Linked DNA regions of Mus musculus: all the other regions are linked to region 5. The links are chromatin loops, found by intact Hi-C in ENCODE. Cell type or tissue: left cerebral cortex. All regions are shown on one strand.

The links. A loop is a pair of places that touch in the nucleus more often than their neighbours do. Peaks named below come from ENCODE experiments on the same cell type or tissue, not always from the same donor. Only the 100,000 strongest peaks of a DNase experiment are listed, where the experiment ranks them.
Region 1: it touches region 5 in a loop (5-fold over the local background); 2 of 42 quality-filtered maps call a loop at or near these places.
Region 2: a loop joins it to region 5, with 6 times the contacts of the local background. A loop is called at or near these places in 3 of 42 quality-filtered maps.
Region 3: a loop joins it to region 5, with 5 times the contacts of the local background. A loop is called at or near these places in 5 of 42 quality-filtered maps.
Region 4: it touches region 5 in a loop (2.9-fold over the local background); 2 of 42 quality-filtered maps call a loop at or near these places.
Region 6: it touches region 5 in a loop (4-fold over the local background); 2 of 42 quality-filtered maps call a loop at or near these places.
Region 7: it touches region 5 in a loop (5-fold over the local background); 3 of 42 quality-filtered maps call a loop at or near these places.

Annotation. Positions count from the first base shown.
Region 1 is chr13:101,211,810-101,215,809 of GRCm38, reverse strand. No RefSeq gene overlaps it. Among named protein-coding and RNA genes, the nearest start is that of 5930438M14Rik, 18 kb to the left of the region's middle. In left cerebral cortex, no CTCF peak of the experiment used is centred here; DNase peaks (open chromatin) are centred at 460, 2,053 and 3,084; H3K27ac peaks cover 2,068 bases.
Region 2 is chr13:100,890,113-100,894,112 of GRCm38, reverse strand. No RefSeq gene overlaps it. Among named protein-coding and RNA genes, the nearest start is that of Gm41040, 28 kb to the right of the region's middle. In left cerebral cortex, a CTCF peak has its summit at 1,773 (motif pointing left); DNase peaks (open chromatin) are centred at 433, 1,167, 1,721, 3,450 and 1 more place; H3K4me3 peaks cover 668 bases; H3K27ac peaks cover 3,410 bases.
Region 3 is chr13:101,234,877-101,238,876 of GRCm38, reverse strand. All of the region lies in intron 2 of Gm36427 (a long non-coding RNA gene), which reads left to right. The region is part of intron 1 of 5930438M14Rik (RIKEN cDNA 5930438M14 gene); the gene reads right to left. Among named protein-coding and RNA genes, the nearest start is that of 5930438M14Rik, 4.8 kb to the right of the region's middle. In left cerebral cortex, no CTCF peak of the experiment used is centred here; DNase peaks (open chromatin) are centred at 340, 692, 1,620 and 3,575; H3K27ac peaks cover 3,424 bases.
Region 4 is chr13:101,507,787-101,511,786 of GRCm38, reverse strand. No RefSeq gene overlaps it. Among named protein-coding and RNA genes, the nearest start is that of Gm36475, 31 kb to the left of the region's middle. In left cerebral cortex, a CTCF peak has its summit at 1,700 (motif pointing left); DNase peaks (open chromatin) are centred at 1,673 and 3,131.
Region 5 is chr13:100,953,131-100,957,130 of GRCm38, reverse strand. No RefSeq gene overlaps it. Among named protein-coding and RNA genes, the nearest start is that of Gm41042, 42 kb to the left of the region's middle. In left cerebral cortex, a CTCF peak has its summit at 1,878 (motif pointing left); DNase peaks (open chromatin) are centred at 1,428, 2,100, 2,374 and 3,147; H3K27ac peaks cover 2,851 bases.
Region 6 is chr13:101,023,286-101,027,285 of GRCm38, reverse strand. The region is part of intron 1 of Gm41042 (a long non-coding RNA gene); the gene reads right to left. Among named protein-coding and RNA genes, the nearest start is that of Gm41042, 28 kb to the right of the region's middle. In left cerebral cortex, no CTCF peak of the experiment used is centred here; DNase peaks (open chromatin) are centred at 1,027, 1,617 and 2,111.
Region 7 is chr13:101,487,876-101,491,875 of GRCm38, reverse strand. No RefSeq gene overlaps it. Among named protein-coding and RNA genes, the nearest start is that of Gm36475, 50 kb to the left of the region's middle. In left cerebral cortex, no CTCF peak of the experiment used is centred here; DNase peaks (open chromatin) are centred at 46, 691, 1,993 and 3,323; H3K27ac peaks cover 4,000 bases.

The DNA of each region.
Region 1 (4,000 bases), 260 kb before region 5:
GCAGCCCTTGACCTGTGCCTGAATTTGAAGCCATGTCCTGACACGGAGAAAGGAATACAACCGGAACCCACCCTCACTAGGAAGCTGTCACGGGTGACTATGCTGTGTAGATGCTGCTGTGGGCTGCTTGAGAGTGAAAAGGATTATGTTACAGTCCATTAGGCAGAATAGGACCCAGCTCTTACATGAAAATCCCAGGCCAGATTCTTCCTAAATTTAAACCCCAAGCAGCCTCTCAAATATCCATCTTAATCCCGAATCCTGAAATCTTGTCCCTTTGGTCACATTTTAAACGTTAATGTCTCATTTGACCCTTCTTTCCATGGATTCAATAAGCATGCAGCGGGTGCCCACTCAGAGCATGCCAGTGTCAGCATCCAGAAACCAGCAGGTACACTGTTTCAGAGGAGTGTCTCTTCAGCCCCGGGGGTGGGGCATGGGGGGTGGGGAGGACATTCTGGCTTTGAACTAGCTCTGTGAATGTGTGCTCCAGATAAAGTCAAGCCTCCATGTGGTATTCCAGATTTAAATGGGATAAATCGGGATGTGATAATGTGCTTCAAAAAAAGATTCAATATTTTACTTTTAAAAAAAAATCACAGAAGGATTCCCTTTTAATCTAAACTGCCTTCAGCCCTACCCACTTCTCACCAAGTATATTAGTCAGGGTTCTCTAGAGAAACAGAACTGATAGAATTATATATATGAAATATATATATATGAAATAAATACCTATATTTCATTCATATGAAATATATATATTTCAGAATCCAGGATATTTAAGAGACTACTTGGAGTTTAAACCTGGAAAGAATTTGGTCTGGAAGCTTCATATACACACACACACACACACACACACACACACACATAGAGATACAGAGAGAGAGAGAGAGATTTTTATTAGAGTGGTTTACAGGCTGTGGTCCAGCTGTCCAACAATGGCTGTCCAACAACAGAAAGTCCAAGAATACAGTAACTGTTCCATCTTAGGTGATCTTCAGGAGACGCTGGAATCCTGAAGAAGTAGGCTCTAATGACAGCAAAAGAGTGGACTTGCTAAGCAAGGTAAGGGCAAATAGGCAAAGAAAGCAAGTGCCCATCTTCATGTCCTTTGTATGGGTTGCCACCAGGTATGGCCCAGATTAAAGGTGGCAACACTTCAAAAGATCTGAATTAAAGTCGTCTTCCCACTCCAAATGATTTAATTAAAAAAAAAAAAAAAGTCCCCACAGGTGTACATAGCCAGTTGGGCTTTACTTAATCCTGGATATCAAGTTGACAAACAAGAATAGCCATCACACTAAGTAATTTTATGTAAATTCTCAATATCCCATTTATTCTTAAATGAAGTAACCCTGCACCATATGCCAGTTCCCCCTGGGAGAAGGAGAGAGCATACAGGAAGAGCCTCAAGATGGCACCATCCTTTCCCACCCAAAACAGGACCAGCTCTGGGAGATGGCCCAGCAGGAGACCACAGGCAGGCTGGAAAGAGTCCAAGGACTTTGCTACTAATGGCTTGCTCAGAACTGCTGTGCAACCCCTTCCTTAAAGAGCTGAATCCAGGGCAAAGAAGATCTAGAAAACTGGTTCTCAACCTGTGGGTCACGAGTCCCTTGGGGGCTGCCTAAGACCGTAAGAAAACACAGATATTTACATTATGATTTGTAACAGTAACAACATTATACTTCTGAAATAGCAACAAAAAAAATAATTTTACGGCTGGGGGTCAGCACAATATAAGGAACTGTATTAAAGGGTCACAGCATTAGGAGGGCTGAGAACCACTGCTCTAGACTGAAGAGGAATTTTCTTTCAAATTTTTGTTTGTTTGTTTGTTTGTTTGTTCTTCTCACTGGCAAGAACGGGGACAAAAGAGAAAAAAAAACTCAATAAATATGTTTAAGAGTTAGACCTGGTGAGTTAATGACAACTCCTCTCTCCTGACAATTTCAAATTTTCAACTGCTTAGATACTTAATTATCCACTCCCAGATCTCTCTTCACACCTCTGAGCAAGCTGGCCCGTTGCCAGCTAGTGAGAACAGTTACTTCACTGAGCTTCTGTGTGAGAGAAAAAGCTTCCGCGTGCAAACACAGACTGAGGACAGGAGAGAGAAGCGGAGGGCCCCTGAGTTTACAACAGGCCTCCTGTTAATTTTGTCCCCATTGGGGTTTCATTTACCAGCGAATGCACTTCTCTTTCAGACCCGTATTCTGCTGGGAAGCGTCCTGGACTGGCTGCACAGTGGTTTAATTGACATTAAAAAAAATTAAATAAATAAATAATGTAAAAGCAGCCCTAACATGCTGTTGAGAATATAAATGTCGTATCAGCGCCACAGCTCACTGTCAGCCCCACTGAGGCAGAAGCAACTGAAGCCAGCCTTAGATGTTTGCACAGTTCATTCAAGGGTTCTGAGAGGATTCACACCCAAAAAAGTCTCAGAGTAATGAGGTTTGTTCAGCATCCACTACTACCAAAGGGTCTCAGAAGTCAATCAAAACACCCATCAGTGTGAGAGCTTTGTTTCCGAACAAAGGAGCATGTGCACGCTGCCCCTTTACTCAGCCAGGAAGACAGAGTCTTCTCAAGCAAGAAAGGAATGCAGCTACAAAGAGAATTATCTCGCAGTAGAAATAAACTGAGTTGCTTCTTCCTCTCCAAGATTATAACGGTCCAAGCCCATTACAGCAAAAGGCCCTGTTTCAACGCATGTCTGTCCTAGTTTTGCAAGGTCTCTCCTGGCCTAAGCAGCTGGGTTTTAGCACACTAGAGGTCCAGCACTTACTCTGTCCCACTTTTATAAGTAGAGGCTTCAGGAGAGTCTGAGCCCCTGACCATCAGAGATCTGCATTTGATGTGCCCAGGAAAAAATTCTTTTGGCTTCTACTTAGACACAGAACTCAAGTTCAACTTTGGCTGCCACTGAGTTAAGAAGTAAGTTGCAGATACCTTAGCAGAATGGAAGCTACAGGATGAAGGTCTGGATCGGGCAGAAAAACCTGTTTGGCACTAATCCATAGCTAGTCCCCTTCCAACAGAAGGCGTTGAGCAGTATACTGGGGTACACAGCTGCCTGAGCTCCTGATAACAATTCACCTGCTCCCACACACTCTCCATTCACGCTCCATTTTCCTCCTCTTTAATTTATGCAAATGGAAAGAATTCATGGAAAATTTTCCCAGAACAGTTTCCTCCAGAACACTCAAGTTACTAGAAGCTACCAACTGAAAAGTTAAGCCTTGAACTTTTGGGAGCAGATAAAAAGCCTGGGAGCGGGGGGTGGGGATCACTCATCAAAGTCACGGAAGATTTGGAGTCCATCTGTGAACATGTAGGATGTTAGCCAAATAGCAAAGTTATACCAGTGGGCTCTATGACAGCCACTCTGGCTACTTCATGATGCCCTCCTGCTACCCCTGGGGAACATTGCACTATGCTGCAACATCCTGCATTATAACTGACCACAGAAGTCCTAGGGTGAGAACAGGTCAGGAAACAAACACAGAAATGCAGGAGGTAGCTATCTGATGCCAGCTTGCCTAGGGAGACCTAGGGATTACAAATGAATGGCTGAGAACGCTCCTCCAATCCACCATAAGAACCGTTTGGAATTCATGAACAAAGTACAGAAAGCTGAGCAGATGCGCAGAGCTGATATACTGGTCTCCCCTTTGTTTTCCCCTGCCTGCGTTTTTATTTTTCTGTCAATTGGCGGCCACTAGCTCCTGAAAGCATCCCAGAAATCATTTGAGCCTTGGGCTCACCTGCCCCATGCACTGTTCTATGTTCCTGGGCCCCATTATTTCAACACTGTCTTTTTTTTTTAGGGACAACTCAACATCAACTAAAATTCAAAGGTATTGTTGAGATCTGGTTGGCTGCATTCTCTAATAAAAGATTCACTGGCTCCTTTTCCTTGGTGAGTTATCCCAATGTAGGCTAACTATAGAACAGGACCCCTCCCCCCCGCCACAGTACCAAAAGTACACTTATG
Region 2 (4,000 bases), 63 kb after region 5:
AACCCACAACGACTGGCAGTTCCCACCCACTGACGCCCACATGCCTGTTCTCGCTCACCCATAGGGTTGCCAAGGCCTGAAGAAGGCGGCACTGGCAGAAATCATAATTATGGATTTCATAGCATACTTCAGCTTCTTGAGAACACGTTCTCCCTTATCATATGCAAATCTATTGTTTGACTTTGAAACATCCCACTAACTCTCAAACACGCTGTTGGAAAGTCATCAGCCACAAAAAAAAAAAAAAAAAAAAAGTAAGAAAATCTCCCGTCTGAATTATACACGTGGCCTTGGGATTCAGGAAAGGATATCTTGGGGTTTTAGTAAGACTGGAAGATTCAAAACATATCATGAAGAGGGACAGTGAGGTCATCAAACACAGTTCAGTCAGCAAGGACCAGACTGTGACAAGACAAGCTTGGCAGAGAAGCTTGGAGCAGCAAAAAAAGGAGAGATGCAAAGATGGTCCCAACCATCCTGAGCTCTCTCTTCCACGAGAGGAAATTCGTAGACCTTCATCACTGTTGATCTAGACAAAAAGACAGAGTCGAGCTGACTGTGTGAATACTGTAACAGATGTGTGCTTCTGGACACTGTAGGGAAGGCAGGTGTTGTTTGGAGGGATGGCTTTCTCCTTGAAAGATAAAGAAACCAAAGGACTAAGCAATCATCTAAGACATTTTTATAACTTGTTACTACGAATCAAATATTTACAGACAAACTATTGCCATGGTATTCTTGGATCAGGTATATGCTGACCAAGCAAGGGCAGTGGAGAGGGAAGAGGAGAGGAGAGCCAAGCCACCCAGGTTATCTGTCTGGCTGCTTGCACTGGTCCAGTGTGTCTAAGAATCCCACAAACCTATCCATCCCCTCTGCTGTGTTCACCTGACCTTTCTTCTATTTCTTTTTCCCTTTCTCCATTACCCCAAGGAAATAATCTAACCACTCCAGCTTCCTTTGCATGCAAAATGTAACTGTTCCTTTTACTTCTTTCAGATAAAGGCAGGCTCTGGGAGGGAGAAGGAAAAAAAAAAAAAAAGAGCTCCCGGCTTCTTCAAATTAGCTCTGAAATAAAAGTCACTGCCAGATGTTATATAAAAGGTGACGTAATCCTAAACTACTTCATTACATATGCAGCTCGGCTCTCCAGCCCAGGGGGAGTTTATTACATTTTGTCGATTCCATTTTCTATACCCACATCATTTTTACATAATTTTTCCTGCCTGACAGGCAGCTTCACATTTTCACAGCAACCCATCAAGATAGCGTTACAAGAGCGCAGGGAACCAGGTTAGCAGTTTACAAATAACGGCGCTAACGAGTCAGATTTGTCCCCGAGATACAAATCAGGGGTAAATGGTCCATCCATGCGTGAGAGAAGCACATCTATTTTAGAATAATAGAGAGGAAACAGAGCACTTTTCAGCCGGCACTGTATTCTTTCAGAGCGTGTACTAAATCTATCGCAAAAGTAGGGAAATAGAGATGTGCCCATCTAAAGTTCTTCTTGCCTTTCCCTTCGATGTCCTAATAAATTCCTGGCTCGAAACGAAATAGATAGCCATAGAACATGCACTAAGATCAAAGTTACTGCCTTTTCATATTCGCACAAAATTTAGAAGAGGACACGCCATTTGTGCCAGTGAAATATCTAACTACTGAGATGCTTCAAGTGCAAACATTGCGAGACACTTCCTCCCACTCTCCAAGTGCTAAGAAGCATCCTTCGCCCCCTCCTTCCTCGGCTCTCGCGGCTGCACTGCCCTCTAATGGCGAATTGTGGCAGTGCAGGCTGAGCCCTCGCTCCTTGAGAACTAAGGATTGGAGAGGCATTTGCAGGAAGTTCTTAGTTCTGGTGAATTTACTAATTCCTCGAGGAATAAGAAGGTTCCTGGGACTCCCACTCCCAAGAGGTGGTGCTTACCTGAGCCAGCGAGGTAACTTAAGGGGTAAATACACTTGCCACCAAGGCTAGTGACGTGAGTTCCATCCCTTGGACTCACATAGTAAAAGGAGAAAATCAACTCCTACAAGTTGTCCTCTGACCCCCACATTTGGGCTGTGATGCATGCCCTTTACAGACTCACGATCGATAAATAAGATGTAATATGTTTTTCTAAAAGATTGATCTTTCCAAAGTTTCATCTCTCTAGGTTTCAGTTTTGAAGAAAAATTTGGTAAAATGAACCTTATTGTTTTTCCAGTTTGTGCAAACAAAATAATGGACACTTTTATCCTTTTATAAGAGTAGGATGTGAATGTGGCATAAGGGGAGATAGGAAAGTTGTAGGAACCGACTGTACTCAACCCTTCCTCAGGCCTAGGGAACAGAGAAATTAACAATCACCCCCCCCCCAAATAAAATGTGTCTAAGCTCAAACTTTGTCTCCAAAATCAACATATTCCTATTCCTATAAATGATTTCATATATCAATAATTCTTTTCTTTTTTTCTTTATTTTAGCTTTGTGTAACAATGTTTTTTTATTTTATATGTATGGATATTTTGCTTGCATGCATGTCTGTAGTGGCTATTCCTGGTTGTCAACTTGACTATATTTGGAATGAACTACAATCCAGAATTGGAAGGCTCACCAGTGACCCTTATCTGAAGGCTGGGAGATAGAAGTTTCTGGTCTGGATCTTGGTATGGAGATCTTGAGGCATAGTGGCTATGGATTCCAGAAGATTAAGACAGGGAGATCTCCGAGTTCAAGGTCTTCTGGGATTAAAGATGTGGTGGCACACACCTTTAATCTGAGCTACACCTTCTACTGGAGACCATATAAGGACATTGAAAGAAGGGAGTCTCACTCTCATTCTTTCGCCTGCTTGTCGTGTGGGACTGAGTAACTGCTAGATCCTTGCACTTCCATTCACAGCTACTACTGAACCATTGTTGGGAATCGGACTGCAGACTGTAAGTCATCAGTAAATTCCTTTACTATATAGAGACTCTCCATAAGCTCTGTGACTCTAGAGAACCCTGACTAGACAATGTCTGTGCACCATTTGTGTGCCTGGTGATAGCAGAGACCAGAAAAGGGTGTGGTATCTCCTAGAAGTGAAACTGTAAATGTTTGTGAACCACTATGTGGGTGCTGGGAATCAAACCTGAGTCCTCTAGAATAGCAACCAATGCGCTGAACGACTGAGCCATCATCTCTCCAGTCCCTTATTTTAGCATCTTAATTATATGTAAGGGGGGAGGTGTTTGTAAACATGGTTTCCTGAGGAGGCCAGAACACATTAGATCCTCGGGAGCTGGTGTTAGGTTGTGACCTACCTCACATAAGTTCAGGAACTTAACTCTGGTCCTCTGCAAGAGCAGTATGCACTCTTAACTGCTGAGCCATCTCTCAGTGAGTCCTGAGAATTCTTTTTAAAGCAGCTTTTCATCACAGGGAAGTTATTCATGCACACAGTACATAAGTCATTCCACAATCCTGTTCCCACACACACAGCCCTGGCGATCCCATCTCCTCCTTACCCTTGCAATTCTAAAATGTTTATGTCACTACTCCTGGAGTTCTCCGGTTCAGCATTACGTATTCTGCACCATGGAAGATGACTTCATGCGTGCACAGCCACCTGCACACACACAACCCCGCCACATACAGTCTTCCCAATGGATTGTAATTTTGCTAAGAGGGACCATCAATGTTTATAGGATGATGAATATTAAATTTTGACAGTTCTACCTTGTATTATGCCATGCTCACCTCCCACCCCCTTGCCTAGATAAACTGTTATTCTCCCCGGAAAGGGAGGCAGGGAGTCAGGAAGAAGGCAGGAAAGCAGGAAGGAAGGAAAGGAGGGAAGGAGGAAGTGAGGAAGGGAGGGAGGGAGGGAGGGAGGAAGGGAGGAAGGAAGGAAGGAAGAAAGGAAGGAGGGAGGGAGGGAGGGAGGGAGGGAGGGAGGGAGGGAGGGAGGGAGGGAGGGAAGGAAGGAAGGAAGAGGCAGGCAGGTAGATCCTTTTTCCCACCTTTAGTTTTGCA
Region 3 (4,000 bases), 280 kb before region 5:
TCCCAAAGTGTGAAAATGCTACATTTTTATATTCAAATGATTTGAAATAGATGAACAAAATGCTTCCAAACTTGCTAAAAATATCCATCTTCAGGCAATAAAAAGAAATCACTCTAAAGGGTCACTTATTTCAAGCAACTAAAAGGATTGATTTAGGTTATCCGTGAGCCACATAGCTGACTGCACCTGGGACACATGGGTAAAGAAAGGCCCTTCACAGCCTTCCCTAGATCCATAATGATATGTTTAGCGGAACTAATTTTAGACATGTCAGAAGCTTTGGATTTAGTATAGCAGAAAGTACTGGTAACAAGGCTTTGGTCAGTGTCCGTCAGACATGAGCACTGGTCAGTTTCAGGCATGGGCATTAGTCATATTGAACTTGGCTGGTGACGTATTCCTAGAAGGACAGTGGTCACAGGAAAGCTCAAAGCCCACATATACTTCCTGGGAGGTCTTCTTTCCCCCGTTCTATTTACTCAGTCCAGGCAAGAGAGTTTTGAAACCATCAGTGACAACTCCATCTTCTTCACGACCTACTACAAACAAACACTTCTACTGATCCATTCGAAACTGCCTGATCTTTCTTCCTTGACTCACAGTTATTTTTGGTTCAAGCAAGAAGTAGCTGGCCTCCAGTCAGCCTGCACAAGCTGAGGTTGCTATCCTTGGTCAGAGGAGGTAGATAGTCAATATGTCATAAGGTAGACCTCCATCCGAGCTCCTTAGGGATGAAAGCTCACTGGCTGGCCTGCGAACGGCTGCTTGAGCAAGATCTTTTGTCTGAGATTTGGATCTGCATGTGCCTACATTAACTTTAAAGAAACAGTAGCTGTCCCATCGCTGGGGTTCACCTTGACACAGCCACCCTCTTCTCTACCTTGTTACACTTTACAGAAGGATTTCTGTACCCTACTTTCTCCAGCCTGGTCCGCTTTGTGCCATTCCATACAGATCCTTCTTACCACTTCCCCCCAAATTCACCATGAATGGGTTTCTGCTCCAGGACTCCTCCCCCCACCCCACCCCCAGAGTCAGAGGGAAAAAGCCTTCGGTGCTATGTCTTTCTAAAGACACTCCAATGCTGTAAGGAAAATTCAGAGTAGACAGCTACTGTTCTCTCATTTTATATAATGGGAAAGCAAGACTCGGATTTCCTTAATGTGCATAACAATTCAGCAAAGTCAGAAACATTTCAACGCTATCTTCCCAAATGTCAGCAATCAATCATATTCCTCACCCATCTTCCCTATTTCTCACCAGGAGTCAGAAAGTGTGGGGAGGGGGGGGGGCAGGAAGACAATGGAGATGAGAAATCCACAAAGGGGGTCGGAAATGTAAATGAGAACCAGAAAGCCAACTAGTGAGAAAGGCTGATCCCACTTTTCTTTCCAAGTGTTTTCTTTGATCTCTTTGGGAGCTCTGGCCTCCCAACAAAACAGTCAGATATTATCAACTCACACCTAGCCTTGGGCATCCGTAGTCCAGGGACAAGGTAAGGCAGATATGAATGTGGCTTTCTGAGCCTCACGGTTTCACTCTGTGGCAGTAGATGCTTCAGCGGTCGGTATTGTGAGTATGGATCTTAAAGCAGTCACCCATCTATTCAGCAGTCATCTGCTGAACATCTGCTGTGTGCTGAGAGCTCTGCTGCACGCTGGATGGCGCATGAATATGAAAGAGACGTAGTTTTCTCACTAGAAACTTATAGTTTAATAAGACAAACATACCCCTGCAAACTCCAGGAATGTGATCTCACGAAGCCGAAGCTGTGACACCAGGATGGCTCAGATTCGGGCTTTTAGAGTTAAGTCAAACTAAGTATTACTGATGGAGTCAAAAGAAGAGTATGGTAAAGCACTTTCTGTTGAAGGGATCTAAGAACCTGTTGTTACACACACGGCACTCTGAGCTTCATCCTTAGGGCAGATTTAGATTTCCTCACTGTATGTCAGAATCCAGCAAAGCCAGAATATCTCAATGAACAGAGAATCTAAGGTTGTCTTCTCAAATGTCACCAATCGATCTCACTCATCACCATGTGTCAGAAGAGTGAGGAGAAGGACACAAAGACAGCAGGGATGAGGAGGAACAAGGAGCAAAGAGCCTTGACAACAGAAAAGGCACAGGGGCAAGGGAGAAAAGATTTGCTTGGCAAGTACCGATTAGACCTGTTTGGCTAACACAGGAGAGGTTAACTAGAGGGATGGAAGTGTGTGTGAAGCCAGCTAGTGGACTCTTAAGAGGAGGAGGCTAACAAGCTCAATCTGAACTCTCCAGGTGATGAACTGTCACTTTGGACATACCCGTTGAGTCCCAGTGACAGAACTAGGGGTGAGAGAGCAAGAGATGAAGACTGCTGTGGGAATGGGAAATGGACTGGCATGTGGGACACTGGGAATGCGGAAAGGAAAGGTCAGGAGTTCTGCTATAGAGACTGAAACTGCAAGCCTCCTCGGGGCCTTCTGGTGGACGTAAAAATCCACATCAAGGGACACCTGGAAGTGTGAGGCTTTGAGTGTGCCACTGAGATGACCTCACTGTTGCTCAGTATTGATTAATTAAAGAGATGGGCTTTGTTTGCCATACATTAAAAATATTTTATCCATTGATACCTGTGCACACACACACACTTTCCTTGCTTGGTGGTTTTATGTTTGTTTGTTTGTTTGTTTGTTTGTTTGTTTAGTCAGGGTCTTATTATGTACCCTCAGTTGATTAGGGACTTGGTCTCTTAGCTCAGGATGACCTCAGACACACTCAACTCCTCCTGTCTCTGCCTCTCAAGTGCAAGGCTTATCAGCACGAGCCACTACATCCGGTAAAATTCTTTAATTTCATTATCTCTTCTGTGTGTTTTCAAAATAGAGAAGACTCATAATAAGCAGCGACACCAGACATCACAGACATTTCAGACTTTAAAAAAATAAATAAATAAAACAAGCAGCATGATCCTTGCTGATGTGTAAATATAATGCGCCAGGCTGCTGACTGTAAAGGAAAAACTGTCCAAACAAACTATCCAACATGGCTTCCCTAGGTGTCTACGGATGCCCCTGCTCTCCTTCCTTTTTACATTAGAGATTTTTTAGGAAATGGCATTATTGAATCTAGGAACGCCTATCTATGAAGGGTTCCAGATTAATAAACCATCCCAGCTGCACCTAGCAGCCTTCTGATACTTGGTCTCTAAAGACACCTTCATTATCTGGACAGATACTAAAGAATGTGGGCCAGGGGCTCAGGGTATAGCTCAGCAGCAGGCCACACGCTTAAGGGTCCTGGGCCCTGGATTCAATACCAATCATAATATGAGGACAAAGAGTTAACAGTCCCCTCCCTAGCTCCTAATAGACAATGTTGCCCACCGTCTTTCTCAAGTGGTCTTTCCTGATAAACTCGAAGCAGCTGGGCTCCCACTCATGATGAGTGCTTCCCTCTTCCTTTCTCTCCCTTTCAATATAAGAGGCAGCCAGCACTTACTGAGCACCAGCTGTACTGCAAGCTCTGGGGCCAGTGATACAAATGCAAAGCCTTTGTTTTAGGCTAACACAAAGAACCCATTGTCCTTAAACACAGAGACCTTCTCCACCCCAATCTGGTGGGTTCAGAGATGTAAGGGAGGGAAGTGGTGCCCAATGGTCAGCTTCTTAGCTCTGGAATCCTAGCTAGTGACTCAAACCCACAAGCTCTGCTCTAAAATGGAGATGACCAACTGCCTCAGACGTTTCTGGTAAGGATTAAAGGAGATGTTCCATGAAAATATTTTAGAGTGACTGTCCACTAGAAAAATCTCGATAAAAAGCTATTACCATGGATAGTATTTGAATAACGAGGGAAATCTGAAATTGACCTCCGGTGGATGTGAGGATAACTATCCTTTTAGCAAGAAAAAATAAAAATACTTGCTGGAACTTCACAGAAAAGTCTAAAAAGCAATATCCACTGCAGCTTACGTGTTCCCAAGAGCAGTTCTTCAACATGGCCAACACGTCATGTT
Region 4 (4,000 bases), 550 kb before region 5:
ACCCAGGAAATATTAAGGAGGGAGAGAAGCCGTTATCTCACAGATTCGTTCTCTCATGTTCCTGAGCATGTAGGTTTATCTCTGAAATGTGTGGGGTGATGTGGGCTGGATACTAGCAATACCACTGCCACATGGGTAAAAGAATCATAAAATTACTGTCAGAGTAACTTGGAGAGGATTGAGAACTGAAGACCATGCACTGGAAAGCCCATTCAGTCTATTTTCAGACTCTTAAGAACAATGCCTTCTCTTAGTAGCATGACCTTGAATCTGTTTCACAGTGGGATTCTGCTTTCTCTCTTCTAAATCTCAAAACAGACCATCTTCTCTTACTGCATACATTTTTTTAATCCCTACCCTACGGGATAGATGCTATGATAAGAAGTCTGATGCTCAAAGTCTAAATAATTTGCTGAATTAGACCCAATTTATTCATAAATGGAAGCAAGAGTTAAAATTTAACTTGTCTCCTGGGTTCCAAAGTTTGTGATTCCCCAACTACAGTGTGCTGTCCTGAACTCATTTATTCCTCAAAACAACAACAAACAGAGAAATGAAAAGCTAAAACATCAGACATATAAAACCATGGTTCATATAGACGGGGTCCACGAGCAGCAGTTTCGATATATGGGCAAGACATACATAATCATATGTGGTGTTTTAAATGAGAAATGTCCCCAGAATCTCATATATTTGACTATTTAGTTTCTGCTCAGTGGTGCTGCTTGAGGACGTTATGAAGCCCACCTGGAGGAAATATGTCATTGGGGGTGGGCTTACAGACGTCATTCATAGCTTGGACCCACTTCCAGCTATCTCTCTCGCTGGTTCATGTTTGCTGTTGAAGGTGTGATCTCTCAGTTCCCACTCCTGCCACCTGCTGCCATGCTTCCCCTGCCATTACAGACTCGCCCTTTGATGCATGAGCCAAAATAAACTCTTTCTCCCATAAGCCATTGTTGGTCATGGTGCTTTATCACAGCAACAGAAATGAACTCATGCATCTAAGGTGTTTCTCTAACCTGACCGTAAGGTGACACATCATCAGGCAGCCTTTCTGGAAACCACACTGCCAGTCCAGTTTGCCTAATCCTAACAAAATAAATGAACCCGCTCCACCGCATGGTTCACAATGGACTGCTTTTGATGGGATCGGGAGAAAGAGAAACACGGTGTATCCTTCCTACTAATGCAGTTTCAGAGCTGTGCAAATGTATTTGGTAATGTTTAGATAACAAGGGTTATTGGGAAAATGGTAAAGGCTCAGCAAATTTTGCTGCAAGATACTGCAGATGGGAGGGACTCGGTGATGAAATGCCTCTTACAGAAGTGTTTCAAACAGTGGGCTCTCTGGGATCATGTACGTATGGTGCCAGTGCTGTGGTCTTCAGGGCCTGTGATTCATAAATGGTCAACTAGATGCAAATGGGTTTGTGGCCTCTGGGTTTTGTATTTCTCTTTCTTTTCTTTTTAAAAACCACAAAGCAGGCTGACTTTTTCTTAGCTCTGTACGGTACTTGCTTTGTGACTGAGCAAGCCTCCTCCTAACCCCCACCCCCAATCTCCCTGGGCCTCAGTTTCTACCTCCTGAGGAGGAAGAGTTGGTTATGTGATCCTTCAGGTCACTTCCTTCCCTTGATTTAAACAGATTCACAAAGGTTAACAACTGACTAGTGCCCTCTACAGGGGACTCTTTCAGCAGTGTGGGAACCCAGGGAAAATGCTAGCAAATATATATTTGCTATATATAGATGTATGTACAGTGTCTATAGATGTATTTGTGTTCTAACCATATACAATATATAATTAATTAATGAAACATAGTTGTGAATTAATTAAGTCTTAGATTTCGTCCAGACTTCATTGTTCACATAAGGAACACAGGGACCACCTTGGATGCAAGCTTCACTTAGTCCTGTGAGAAAAAGTTTTCCAGGATGTGAATATAAATATGCAGTTCAGTAGTTGTCTGATAATGACCTTTGCCTGGCTTTTTCAGTTGTCATCAAAATACCCTTCCCTCTCCTTCTCAGACAACTGGAACGCAGCATTTTCTAAGTTTTCTGTATACTTGCTACTCTTAAGAGTTGATGGACTGTGGATTTTTCCATTAGAGAGGGAAATGGCCATTTCAGTGTTGCCTGTAATAGCGTGAGCCCCTCACTGTGAGGGTGGCTTCTCTGCAAGCGATCAGGAGGCCCTTTCACGACATTGCCAGGAGAAAATGTAGGCGTGTTCAGTAATTGATTGATTCCCCTTCGCTTCAAGCAGTGCTGAAATGTTTAATCCTTCATGCTGAGACCCGCCCAGAAGTTAGGACATACTATTCATTCCTAAGGTGTAGGACATAGAAAAAAAAAAATGTCCTGGAAGGCTTTCAGAATAAATTTGGGTCTGTGTAAGCCTTCTTTAACATTTGCAAAACTAATCGCTATTTTAAGTTTTATTACTACAAAAGTCATGTGTGCTTTGTGGAAAGTTATAAATTCAGATAAAGAAAGTTTTAAAAGTGCTAGCCCCACATTCCTACCCCTTACAGGTTACCACTCTTAACACCTGTATACACTACATGTTTCTATCAAAATGAGATAGTGTTGTACATGCTGCTTGTAAACTGCTTTTTTTAGTTTATGAATCTTTCCTTGCCAATAAATTTTTATCTCCTCTAAAACCCAGTCTATGTTCAAATTTGCCCTGCTTGTCTGCAAAATGTCTTTTTACAGTTGGTTTGTTCAAACTAAATTCAAGTGCAGGGCCCTGCATGGCTTTTAGATATCCTGTCCAGTAAAGCACATGAATTTAACAATTTTTCATAAACTTAAAAAAACAGGGAAGGTTGAAGTTTGCTCTCTCTCTCTCTCTCTCTCTCTCTCTCTGTGTGTGTGTTCAGATTTTATTCTTTACATAAAGCAGATTTGAAAAAAAAACTGCCTAACTTTCTGCTTTATCTTCACCTACAATCACTACGCCTTATTGGTATAACAGATGGTCAGATTTTAAATGTACAGCCTTTAGTCTAAAATGAAATTTGTAAACCTGCTTGAAATCTTGGAAAACATCTCTTCTTCTCTTAACCACTGAGCCATCTTCTCTCTCTGTAGCCCACATTTGTTTTTCTTTAAGTTTATTCAGACCTAAACATAGCAAAGTCAGTCAAAATTTGTATCAGACATATAGCAAGAGAGTGTGGTCAAGCAAACAGGCCTGGTCTGCCCTCATGGTGCTTCAGGTCTGGCAGGGAAGGTAACCCACAAGTTAATTGTTAACACAAAGTACCAAATTAAATGATGACACAGGCTGGTATTGAGGGGGCAGAGGATAGAAGTTATCTAGGCACAGGGAGAGACTTGGGGAGGCAGGTCTGGTCTGGTGCAAAGGAGGGCTTCTCTAAAGGAATGTCTATTGGAAAAGGAAGGCAAAGCCTACTTTTGGCATCAGAAATAAGAATTTGCTAACATATTGGAGTTAGTTGTGAGTCATTTCTCTTATGACCAGAATAGAGAAACCATGGGCAAAATGGAATGTGATGAGCCAGGAATGAGGTCCAGGTCGGCGCATCCAGGGCCCTGGGCCATGGCAATACTGTATTGATTGTATGGGCAAGAAGGAGCAGTGAATGACTGTAAGCAGTAGCAAGCATGATCTGATTGATGCTTTTGCTAAGGACATGCTCGCTTCTGGATAAAGACCACACTGAGGAGACAGCCATGAAGACAAGATTGCTGACAAGACAGCAATGAACCTGATGGAATGCCACCTTAGCGGATCAGTTGAGATTGAATGTCTTGGCCTTGATTGGTGGACAGAGTAGACTAAAGCGGATCAACTTAGAGATCCATTTAGCTTTCTAGGAAGTGGAACCAGAAAGATGTAGGGACTGATGTGATTGAGAAGGGGGAGGGAAGGAGGAAATACATGCAATGATGTAACTATTTAGACTGTGTTATGGAGCTGTGCAAGTAATTACACTCCAGGTTCAAGCTAGCTAAGGACCTAGTGA
Region 5 (4,000 bases):
ACCATGTTTGCCAGTTACTGCTGGAACTGCTGCTGCTGTGATCACTGTCTTCCTTCACGGACATCAAACCCAGTGTCTTTGACCTTCTAACATGGACTAGATAGTGGTAATCCAGGACTCCCTAGGCCTTCAGGCCAGTTTGGGTCAGCTGAGACATCCAGCCATGTGGACAGCAGCTGGCAGTTTTAAGTCTCTCCAGTATGAAGATAGCCATTGTTGGGTATATCAGATAAGTCAATCTAATAAATCCCCTTTTGATGGGTATTTATTTTGTCAGTTCCGATCCCCTAGAGAGACCTAGCACCAAGAGTGGGAATGGAGAGTAGGAAATTGTAATGATTCTCACACAGATCTCCAACGTCAGTGAAGTGACGTGACATAAAGGAGGAATAGTCATGGAATGAAACTCCTACTCCTATTTGAAAAATAAGGAGAAGAGTTGATCTCTACATTCTAAAATATCCACCTTCTTCTACATATCCAGCTTCCTCAGGATTTTCCATTCCAATGTCATCAACGCTGTAAAACATCCTTATGAGTGACTAATAACCTCAGTGCTCCCAGAGTTCATGCCTGCACTCAGTGTCTCCCTTCATGCTTTCCTCCCAGATGCCTTCCTTTCTGCCACACCCACACTGACACGCCCACACTGCCATTCTCATTCATGGTTGACCATTTCTTCTATCAGCGCCATGCACCCAGGGGGGGAAAAAAAAAAAGAATGTCTTCAAAGACCAGAGAGGGGCCAACTTCAACAAATTTCCTTTTCTCCTCTCAACAAATACACAGACAAGACAGATCAGAGGATACACCAACACTGCCTGGGCCCAAGCTGCCAATGCTGGAGTAGCCACACCACACTGATGACAGTGCCTGATCTTACCATAGGTGTTTAGTTCCCGCCATTATGAAGTTTGTTCTGAACAGTGATTGGAAAGCCAGAGAAACGGCTCTGAGGATGGCACAGTTTGCACCCAGCCAGAAACCTGAGTTCAATCGCTGGGACCCAGGTAAACATAGAGACTCAAACTGTCCTCTGACCTACGTGTGTGTGCTGCAGCATATACAGACATGCATAAAATGTAATTTTAATTTTTTTTAAACTAAACTTGAATGGATCAGAATCACCCAAACTTCTAATAATTAAAATTTTAGGTTGCCATATAAAACTATTATGGTGGCATTTTCCTTGTGTAGTATGAAAATATCATTTCTCAGATAACATCGACTTAAAAAATAAATAAATAAATAAATAAATAAATAAACAGGGCCTCTCACCGCCCTGGACCTCACCAAGTAGGCTAGCCTGGCTGGCCAATGAGCCACGGGGATCTGCCTGCATCTTCCTCCCCAGTGCTGAGTCTACAGCTACATCCTCCCAAGGCGAGCTCTTATCACTTAGGTTCTGGAGATGAAGCCTGAATCTCTGTGCTTACAAGCTGTCCTGTCTCGGGTCCATGTTACGGTATTTTGACATGTACTCTGCTCATGCTTGGCTCCCTCCCCCGCTGACATCCTCACTACCTCCTCCCAACCCCTGCCTCCTGCTGGTTTGTTTATTTGTTTGTTTTTTGAGGAGTTGCAGGGGGGTGGTGTTGATGATAAGCATGTGTATGTGTGTTGTGTGTGTGTCTGTGCTGTGCTGTGCCGTGTGTATACGTGTTGTACACATGTCAACATGGGTGGGAGTGGCATGCAAATGCTTCTTTCTCATCACAGCCTGTTATGACTGCTGTCATCCTCATTTTACAGGGAAGCAGTTTGAGGCATCGCTGAAATTAAGGAACTTCCCAAAACCACTAGTTTGAGGCGAGGTTTAAGGAATTCCTGGTGTGGCAGCCACCCTCAGCAATGCTGCAGATGCCCTCTGCAGGAGCCAGTCAGGAGAGTCAGAGTATAAGTTGTAAATGGCCAGGATGAAGATAGATACTCCTGCAGAATCTGCTGAGGGGCGGTGAAGCTCTCTTCGCCTGCACATCTGGCTAAGAAGACTAAGACAGACCAGCTCGCTTCACTGCACCTCAGCTTTGCAGATTGCAAAACCAAAGACCAGCATAGCTACCACCTACCACCCCCAGCTTGTTCCTAAGAAGGAGATAAGAATTCTCGGCTATTATGTAAGATGCAGCTTTCTCTCCAGCCTCTTGCTTGCTGACGAGTATGAAAGTCTCCAAACCTCCTGAGGGGCAAGGCTCACCTTCTCCCTGGAACCTACCACCACCAGGATCTCCCTGTTCTTCCGTCGCCCACTCTTGGCCCATCTATCTATCAGGCCCTGTCACTGATAGACTGGGAGCTCTAAGCTCCAAAACTGTTCCTAGCGTGATGCATATATTTTAGAACCTCTGTTTGTTCCTGTGGAGTGACTATCTGACAGCTCAGTTGGACACATTTTTAGGTGTTCTGATTCCACCCTCAGCCTGTACCTCACAAGCCCCAAAGGCATATGTTGAAGGCTTTGCCTGCTGTGCAGCTGGCAGGAGGCATGTCACACCTACTTTGTAAGCTTAGGAGGGCTCCTGTCAAGAGCTCCATCTTCTCAGAATTAAGACTCTTCTGAAAGCTTCTCTTGGTCCAGCCAATGACAAAACTGTCCAGACAATACACAGATGTCCTGGAGTCCAAGTCAGCAAATAAAAGCTGATTCCTTTTTATTTCCTTTTCTTGGCTTTGCTTGTGGAAGGGACAGCCAGCCTCCCTTTCCCCCAGTCTCTTCTCACCACTGTTTGTTTATTATTGGAGCAGAACAAGACCCCAAGAGCTGTGCCCTTGGTCTGAAGTTCTGACTGTAATGGGAATAGTCACCAGGGGATGAAGTGTCACTGTGGTTCTCTAATGATCAAGGACAGCATGCCTGTGAGAGAGTGTGCAGCCAGGGTCTCAGGCTGTCGCCACATGCCTTATTCTGCCTCTGCTCTCTGCCCTGCCAACAGCTAATTGATTCTTGAAAATGCTCAGAGGTAGTTTGAGTAGAAAAGACACTTTATATCTGCTTACAACAATTCTCCAGAGGGACAAAAGAAAAGAAAAGAAAAAAATCTTTCCCATGCCCAGATTCCTCGGTTTGACTCTTTCTCCTATTCAATTCCCAGTTAGCTAAAACATCAGCATCCAAGGAGGCAAACAGAAGATTCCTCTGATAACCTGTCCCTGCCAAATGAAGAGCCAGGCATGTGAACAACGAGCATAAATAGTTAAAATGAGTGAGGAGGTAGGGAGGTAGGGAGGCAGGGAGGGAGGCAGGGAGAGAGGCAGGGAGAGAGGCAGGGAGGCAGACAGGAAGGCAGGGAGGGTGGCAGGGAGGGTGGCAGGGAGGCAGGCAGGCAGGGAGGCAGGCAGGCAGGAAGGCAGGGAGGCAGGCAGGCAGGAAGGCAGGCAGGCAGGAAGGCAGGAAGAAGGCAGGAAGGCAGGAAGGCAGGAAGGCAGGAAGGCAGGAAGGCAGGAAGGCAGGAAGGCAGGAAGGCAGGAAGGCAGGAAGGCAGGAAGGCAGGAAGGCAGGAAGGCAGGAAGGAAGGAGCCTTGTAGCCACTGACTTAAGAGAATCACTACAACCAAAGGCTAACAATTCTGATGAGTAAACACGGATGATGATAGCCATGAGAAGCCAGAATCCCACCATGCAGTCTCCCGGCATCTTCATTTAACACTAGCTAATGCATAAACTCCAGTATACTGGCTTGGACCCTCCCACAGCAAGTTTACAGTTTTTACATATAGACTCAGAAATGAGGTCAGACTTCTATAAACCCATTCCCCAAAGAGGACCGAAGAACGGCTGGGGACTTCTTGCCGTCTGAGTGGTAATGGGGCTTGTCTCTCTGACCCTTCAGTTTTATCTTCTGCCTACAATGCATTTTGCATTTTCAGAACCTGTCTGTGGGGGTGGCTGAAAGAGTTGAGGGAATATTGATAACAGAACAGAGCTTTTATCAAAAGCTGCTTCTTGTAAGTGAATTTGGCACAAGCTTACAGTCCTTCCCCTGTGGCTGATTGATCTCAG
Region 6 (4,000 bases), 70 kb before region 5:
TTATAATTCCATCTCTGGAGAATCTGATAACTTCTGCAGGCACCTGCACTCATGTGCACATACTCATACACAGAACCACATATGCACATAATTTAAAATAAAGCAAATTATAAACATACATATCGAAGTACATCAGTCTAGAGTGCTAAGCCTGTCTAAACCAACACCTCTGTGATCTGACCCTTAGATCCCTCTTCTACCTCATCTGCTGTCATTTAAACTAATTGACTGTTGTGGCATTTACCAATATTTATGATATTATATATCTATTTATTTGTTCATAGACCAATTTCTCCTTCAAAATGCAGTACCTAGACACCAAGGCCTCTGTTTCATTTATTTCTATATTTCAGACCTTAGTATGGTGCCAGACACATACTAGGCCTTTAATACTCTCCCATCTAAGGAATGGACAAATGACCCCTTGTTACCTGCTTAGCAGTATGTCTAGTGGCTAAAAAAAATTTTAAACATTTTTTAAAAACTATACAACTGCAGACTGTATGGTACTGATCACAAGTCTTGCTGTTGGTCAGTCTGAGTTGCCACTATTAAGCAATTGGATTTATATAAAGGAGAGAGAAACGTGGCTCTCTCGAAGATAATATTGTAGAAGGATAAGATTTGTACTGGGATTCAAAGGGCAGGTCATTTTTAAGTGAGAAAGAGAAGAAAGAAAGACTTCTCCGGTTGTTACACATATTGACCATTGGGAACCACAGCCCCCAGCTTTTGCCTCTCCATGCATCTCTGAGCAGTTCAATTGGTGTATGTTGAGTTTGAAGTTCCGGTGAAATATGTCTACCTCATGCTGGGAAAACTGAACTTGGAGCTTGGTCTTGAGACTTAGAACTGGAAATCTCCTGTAGAAAGTTGATGCTTGCCATGAACACTATCCAAGAATTTCTAGCTTCCTTAGACCTCAGCCTAATACCCTCCAGGATTGGTGCTTTCAGACCAACAATGGGATTCACAATGAGAACCCACACATTCCACCTCCAGCTCAGCTGAGCAGCTGCATTGCAAGAGTGGGTAGCATCAGACTGTTCCTTGAGGTGCACATGCCCATGCTTAGAGCACCAGAGGCTGGAGAACAGCTGACCTCACATCTCAGACAGTTCTAGTTTATTCCTCTGCTCCAGCATAGTTATTAATCATGCCCCATTCACTCTCCAAATCACCCTAGTTCAAATGACAAATTAGTCAGTCTGTAATTCCCCCAAATGACAAACTGCCCAAATAGCCAATTTCCTTAATGACCCATTCCTCAAATGACCAATTTACGTAATGTCCTTATGTCCTTTAACTTTCTAGTTTAGTCAGTTTTTATTTTACTTTCATAATACCACTTTTAAAATGTTTAAATAGTGGCTTGGGAGATAGGTCAGTCATTAAAGTCTTATCATGCAAGCATGAGGACCAGAGTGCAGTCTGAAGAACCCATACAAAGAAAAACTAGAAGTGGGAGCCTATGGGCATATGCTTAGGACACCAATACTGGCAGACAGAGACAGGCAGATTCCTGGAGTTCACTGACCAGACAGCATAGCCTACATTCTAATCTCTTGGCTGGTAGAAACTGCTGCCTCAAAAGACAAGCTGTACAGTTGTTGAGGAGAAACATCCAAAGTCGACATATGGTCTCCACCCATACATACAACCCACCCACACTTGTGCACACACACACATAATAAACCTTTTTTTCTCTTAGGTCTGTAACTCCACTTCCAGGAGATCTGACACACTCATACAAACATGCATGCAGGTAAAACGCCAATGCAAATGAAATAAAAGTAAATAATTTTTTTAAGTCTCCTAGCTCTCTAATGCTTGAGTTAGATACTTAAGCCGCAATCAATGCACAGCCCTGCCATGACCCCACTCCTGCCACCTGAGGACTGAACTGAATTCTGCACACCTTCTCCAGGAGGCACCACCTACTCCCTCTACAGCTCCCAACCCCTGCTACCCGCTAACCCATCGGTAGAACTCCATGAGCCTTCCACAGACTTCTAAGTATATAAAACAAGAACATAACTCAACAGAAAGTTTCCTGCAGAAGTTGTGCCCAGGCCTAGCTGAACCAGAGCTGTTTCTGATGACTCACACATCAACACTGAGTGGTTCCCAGATGAACCCAAATGCCATCTGCCTGGTGCAAAATGTGTCACATTAGGGTAAGAGTAAACAGAGATCTAAAACCCACTCAACAAAAGTGGGGCAGATATTCACACAAAGAAACACCACCATTGGCCTAACTCCAGATGTATAGGTCCCATCATATAAACAAGCATGAATAACCAGGGTAATATATAATATCCAGAAATTAGTACTACTTTAGTAATGTTCCCTGAGAAAAGCATCTTAGATGACACCCCAGACAATTAATTCAAAATAGCAATTATAAAGGAACACAAAGAAGAAATTAATTAAATACTGGAAGGAATATCAAAAAGCACAAACCACTGAATTAAATAAAGAAAAATCAAGATGAAAATAAGCATTTAATAAAATAAAAATTATAAGAGTAACTGGTGGCCTCACTGAGAATGGCCCCCATAGACTCATATATTTGATTACTTGGTCCCCAGTTAGTAGAACTGTTTGGAAAAGATTAGGAGATATGGACTTGTTGGAGGAAATGTGTCATTGGGGTGAGTTTTGAGGTTTCAAAAACCCACACCAAGCAGCTGGGGGAGCACCCTCATAGAGGCAGGGGGAGGGAAGATGGGAGAGGGGGCTTATGGGGAGGAAACTGGGAAGAAGATAATATTTGAAATGTAAATAAATAAAATAACCAATTTTAAAAATCAATTACAGATTTTTATAAAGCTATAACAATTTTCAGATCATAAATTAAAAATATTTAAAATCATATTAAATTTCTGGGGAAAAAAGCCAACACCATTTCCAGTTAGCTTGCTCACTCTGTCTGTCTGTCTATCTATCTGTCTGTCTGTATGTATGTATGTATGTATGCATGTATATCTGCCTCATGCTTATGGATCTGATAGAATTTCTGAAGAAAGCTCAAATTGACATGAAAATTTCAATGATTCAAGTAAAAAGGTAAATGGAAGGCTTCACTATTATAAAAGATCAAGTAAACCAAAAAATATCAGAGCTTAGCAAAGACAAATTGAATTAATTAGAGAAAATGATAGAAAACATTGAATCTTTTTTTAAAAAATGAACATAACATGCAGGAATTCTGAAACACTATAAAAAGAATAAATCTAAAAATAATAAATATAGAAGAAGTGAGTGGGACTCAGGTCAAAATATAGAAAATGTATTCACCAGAATCATACAAATTTTTCCAAATCTATGGAAAGAGATCAATATACAAAAGGCACGTGGAGTACCAAACAGACAAGACTAGAGAAAAAAAAAAAAAACTTCCCATTCTATGTAATAGTCAAAACACTAGATGTGTAGAACAAAGAAAGGATGTTGAAAGCTACAGGGGGAAAAAGACCAAGATAAAGGCATGTCTATTAGAATAACAGCTCATTTTTCATTGGAGATGTTAAAAGCCAAGAAGGGCTTAGACAGATGTTCTCCATGTTCTGAAAGACTACAGATACAAACCCAGGACAATATGCCTAGCAAAACTATCAGTCATAATCAAAAGAGAAGGAAAATATTCTATGGCAAAGGCAACCCAGAACCCAACACATTAATAGTAAGGGACTCTTAGGGTGTAGAAATTGGTGGATCTCTGAGGTTGAGGCCAGCTTCATCTACATAGCAAGTTCTAAGCCAACCAAAGCTATATTGTAAGACCCTGTCATTTTTTTTAAGTGATTTCAGTAGCCCAGATAGGCAGATTATCCAGACCAAAGAATGAACATAAAAATAATGGTTCTAAAGGCATCATAAATCAAATGTTCCTGATAGGAGCATCTATAGAACATTCCCTTCAAACACAGAAGAGTACATATTCCTACCACTGGCCAGTAGATCTCTAAAGTAGATTGCACATTGGAACATAAATAAT
Region 7 (4,000 bases), 530 kb before region 5:
TGCATAGTGACCATGAGGACACCAGGACCCAGGGCCAAGTATCCAGAACTAGCAGTTTGTTGCTGGGGAAGGGTGCGTGACATTTTCCTGTGTGTTTTTCTATTTATTTTAGTGCCTAGTGTCGTCTTAGAAGCGTCTTAATGTATGACTTAGAATTTGCAGCCTGTCTTCTGTTTTCTCACCTGGAATGAAAACACACCTTTTGCCAAGTCATTTCTACTTGGTGGGAAAAAAAAAAGATGGAAGAAAAAAAATGTTGTCTGGCAGGTCAGATTTCTGTCTCAAGGTGGGAAAACTCTATAATTTATATGTAAAAAGTAAACCTCTCTCAGCCTATGGGCTGCGAAACACTCAGTGGCTGATTCTAATTTTACCCCCAGTCCCGTGCTCATTTTCTCAAATGACTCTTGCCTTTCTTCTCTATATTTTTAAACCTAGAGAATCAAGCTCTCTGGTCTCACATGGGACCATGGGGTTGCACTGGGCTCTTGCAGAAGATTCAGGGACTGTGGTGACATGAATTTGAGCATAAAATTTAGCCATGCAGCTCCACCTGAAATATGAAGCAAAGAAAAGATCTTAGATTCATGAACTTCAATTTACTCTAAGGGAAAACTTGATGAGAGTTGGAGCTTGGTCTCAAAATAGCCTGGACAATTTTAGTTTCCCGACAGCATTCGGTGGCAAGCCTGCTAGAGAACACCATCTTGAACGCTCTCATTTGCATGCCGCACATAGCACATCCTCTCGGCACAACCAGAGCTTCCTAAGCCTCAGTCACCAAACTGCACCTGGCACAGAGCACAGTGCCCAGGAGGGAGAGCATTAGTTGGCCTTCTACCTCATGGTTTCTGTATTTCTGTCTTTTTAAATAGCCAGAGAGGTATTGGAGTGAAGTGGTTAGGGCCATAGGTTTTGGAGTTAGGACTCTATTCTGCCATGTGCTGGATACATGATCAGGGCAAGTTCCTTAACTTCTCTGTATGGCAGCCTTCTAAGAGACAAAGTATAACAGGACTGAGCACAGAACCTGCACACTGGGGGGAGGGGGCTCAGAACCCTCCCCTTCCTGCCTTTCCTTTCATTTAGTATAAACAAAGATGACACACACGGTATGTCAGCACATATGGAGTTCTCATGGGGTTGTCAGTTTGTCTTCATCACCAGGGTTCTGATGATGCAGATCTTAAAGTATTATTTGTTACCATTATTGTTTATAAAGTGGCACTTGAATGTTTCTTTGACGGGGGACAATCCTGGTGTGACAGACCTCTGAGAAACATTCAGCAAGCATAAAGCAAGTGTTTCCCTTGCCAAAGCTTCTGTGGAAGAGATTGAACAGGATAACCCCTGGCTTGTTAAGATCTTGGTGCCTGGCTACTATTGGCAACACCAAAGAACAGTGTTGTCTTGCAAGCACACATTTGTAGTGGGATTCAGAGGAGTTGAAGAACAAAGAAATTCAGACTCCTTCCATTATTATTATTATTGGGATATCTCTGAAACATTAAAATACTTTTTGCTTTATTACTTTAACAGAAAAGGACACTGAAGTGGGAACCCAGGAAGAAAACCATCAGGTATTGAGTGATTCAAATTCAACAGGAGAGTCAAGGTTGTCCGAGGGGAGCTGTCTGACCCTGATGCTCCCCTCTCCTCACTCAGTCTCCTCACACCTGGCCTTGCCTGGTGAAAATGACTTAATATGTGGGAAAGAAAACTTGCCTTGCTGTGGCCCTGCTGCTAAGGCACCGAGCCTCCATGCTGGGTGGAACAGGCTACTCTGGGGACAAGCAGCTGGCCTTCCAGCCATCTCTGGCTCAAGCACCTGTGGCCCAGGCAGCCTCTCTGCTTGTATCACATTGACAGAATTTCTGATTCTATCATAGACACAGCAAGAACAGTTATCTCTGCCATGAGGGAATGTGGGCTAAGATTTTCAGACTTTTCATAAGCAACAGTCAGGAACCAAGGTACAAACTTCTCAGGGAGAACAAAGGAATGGGATTATTATAAATTGGGCATTCAAAGCCATGTGGCATCATTCTACCTTCCAAACCAACAAAGTAGGGCACATTGGCTATGCCCACATGCATCTGAGTTGGCTCCTAACAGCTGTTTCTGAGTCTATCTGTAACTCCTCAAAGAACTTGTAAAAACTGAAGTAGCTGGCACTTCTGTCAGATGAGACCCATGACCCTCCTGTCTTCCAGACACCGAGTAAGGGAATATACTGAAGTAGGAGTTAGAGCCACAAGTCGTTGAGCTTATCTTTCAACTTAAACAATAATTTTTAATTTTGACACCTGTTTCTACATCTTCCCTCCTACTGGTTAGACCTTTGCCCAGTTTCAAATAATTATTAACACCTGGATTTAGTTCCAGGTTCCTGTTCTTGAAAGGTATAGGTGAAGTTACAACTGGTTCTGCACCTCAGCATTCATAAGGGACGGGTTTCATTGCTGTTAGGAGACACCATAACCAAGGCAACTCTTAGAAATGGGAGCATTTAGCTGGAGCTGGCTTACAGGTTCAGAGGTTCTGTCCATTATCGTGGTGGGAAGTGTGGCAGCGTGTAAGCAGACATGATGCTTGCGGAGCTGAGAGTTCTACATCTTGATCCAAAGTCAGCCAAGAGGAGGCTCTCTTCAGAATTGGGAGGAGCCTGAGCACTAAGAGACCTCAGAGCCTGCCTACACAGTGACATACTGCCTCCAACAAGGCCACACATTCTAACAGCGCCACTTCACATGAGCCAAGCACCACAGGTGCCTTATTAGATACCTGGTAGATACTTGTGATGGTATTAGGAACAAACAGTGAACTCTTTCTTGAGGCTCTGTTTCATGCAGACTCAAAGGTAGCATCTAGATTGGTTGTACTGTATATGGTTCAGTTTTAAGTCAAGAGTTTGAAGGGGGGATCTTTCCTTTTATATAGAGATGTTAATATGAACAGAACTGGCAGTTTTGCCATGGAACCCACATCACATTTTTTTACTTGCCAATCTCAAAGCAATCCCCAGCATCAGTCCTTTCACTGCATTGTTACTAGGTAGGGAAAGTCCTCGAATGTGTCTTCCCTAATTATGCGCATGAGTGTCCAGTGTCAGCTTTGTGAGTGACACATGGTGAGCTGTTGAACTTGAATCCAAGTTTCCCTTCTTCCCTTTCGTCCTCCCCAGCAGGCCTCAGTTCTCACTCACGGAGTCACCAGACAGATGCAGTAAGAGCAATAGAAGCTTTCATGGAAATTGGGTCATAGGAATTGCTTCATAGGATTTGGTCTCGGAATGAGACGTCAGTGTTAAAAGATACCATCCCTCTATGAGTCTGAGAAGCCACCTCATGATTTAGGCTGGAGTCCGGAGTGAGCCTATTGGAAAGAAGTCCACAATGTGATCACAGAGCCTTTAAGATAGCACGCATCCATTTAAGGGAGAAAGAAGGCTCACTTCTCATGCAGAGTATGCATTCTCTCATCACATCCTTCAGCAGATGTTATGGTAGAAGCATAGATTTTTAGCAATTCTTCAAGTTAATCTTTTTGCTTTCCTGGAAAAAAAATGTGCTAATCTAAAGTCATCCAGTTGAGTGGCAGGTCCATCACCAAGATCATAGTTTTGTTATTTTAAATGCTCTAGCATCCTATGTAAATCCCAGTAAGGCAAGATGCTGCCATGGAGTTGGTTCTAGTAATGGGGGGGGGGGGAATCAGACTGTAGCTTAACAGTGAGAATCCCAAGATGATCATGCCACAGAGGGAATGAGGACATTTATCATATGCCAAGCTCATGCCATATACAAAAGCTGTCTGTATGCTTCCCAATCCTCAGATCAAATTTATAAGGGGAGACAGGTTCATTCCATGTTATTGATGAAGATATCAAGACACAGAGCTCTGCAGGTCTTTCCTAGCACTGGAATAAATATAGCCCATCTATAAGCCATCTACTCTGAAGACCCAGAGATGGTAGACTGCCTGTCACAGCTTTGGAAAG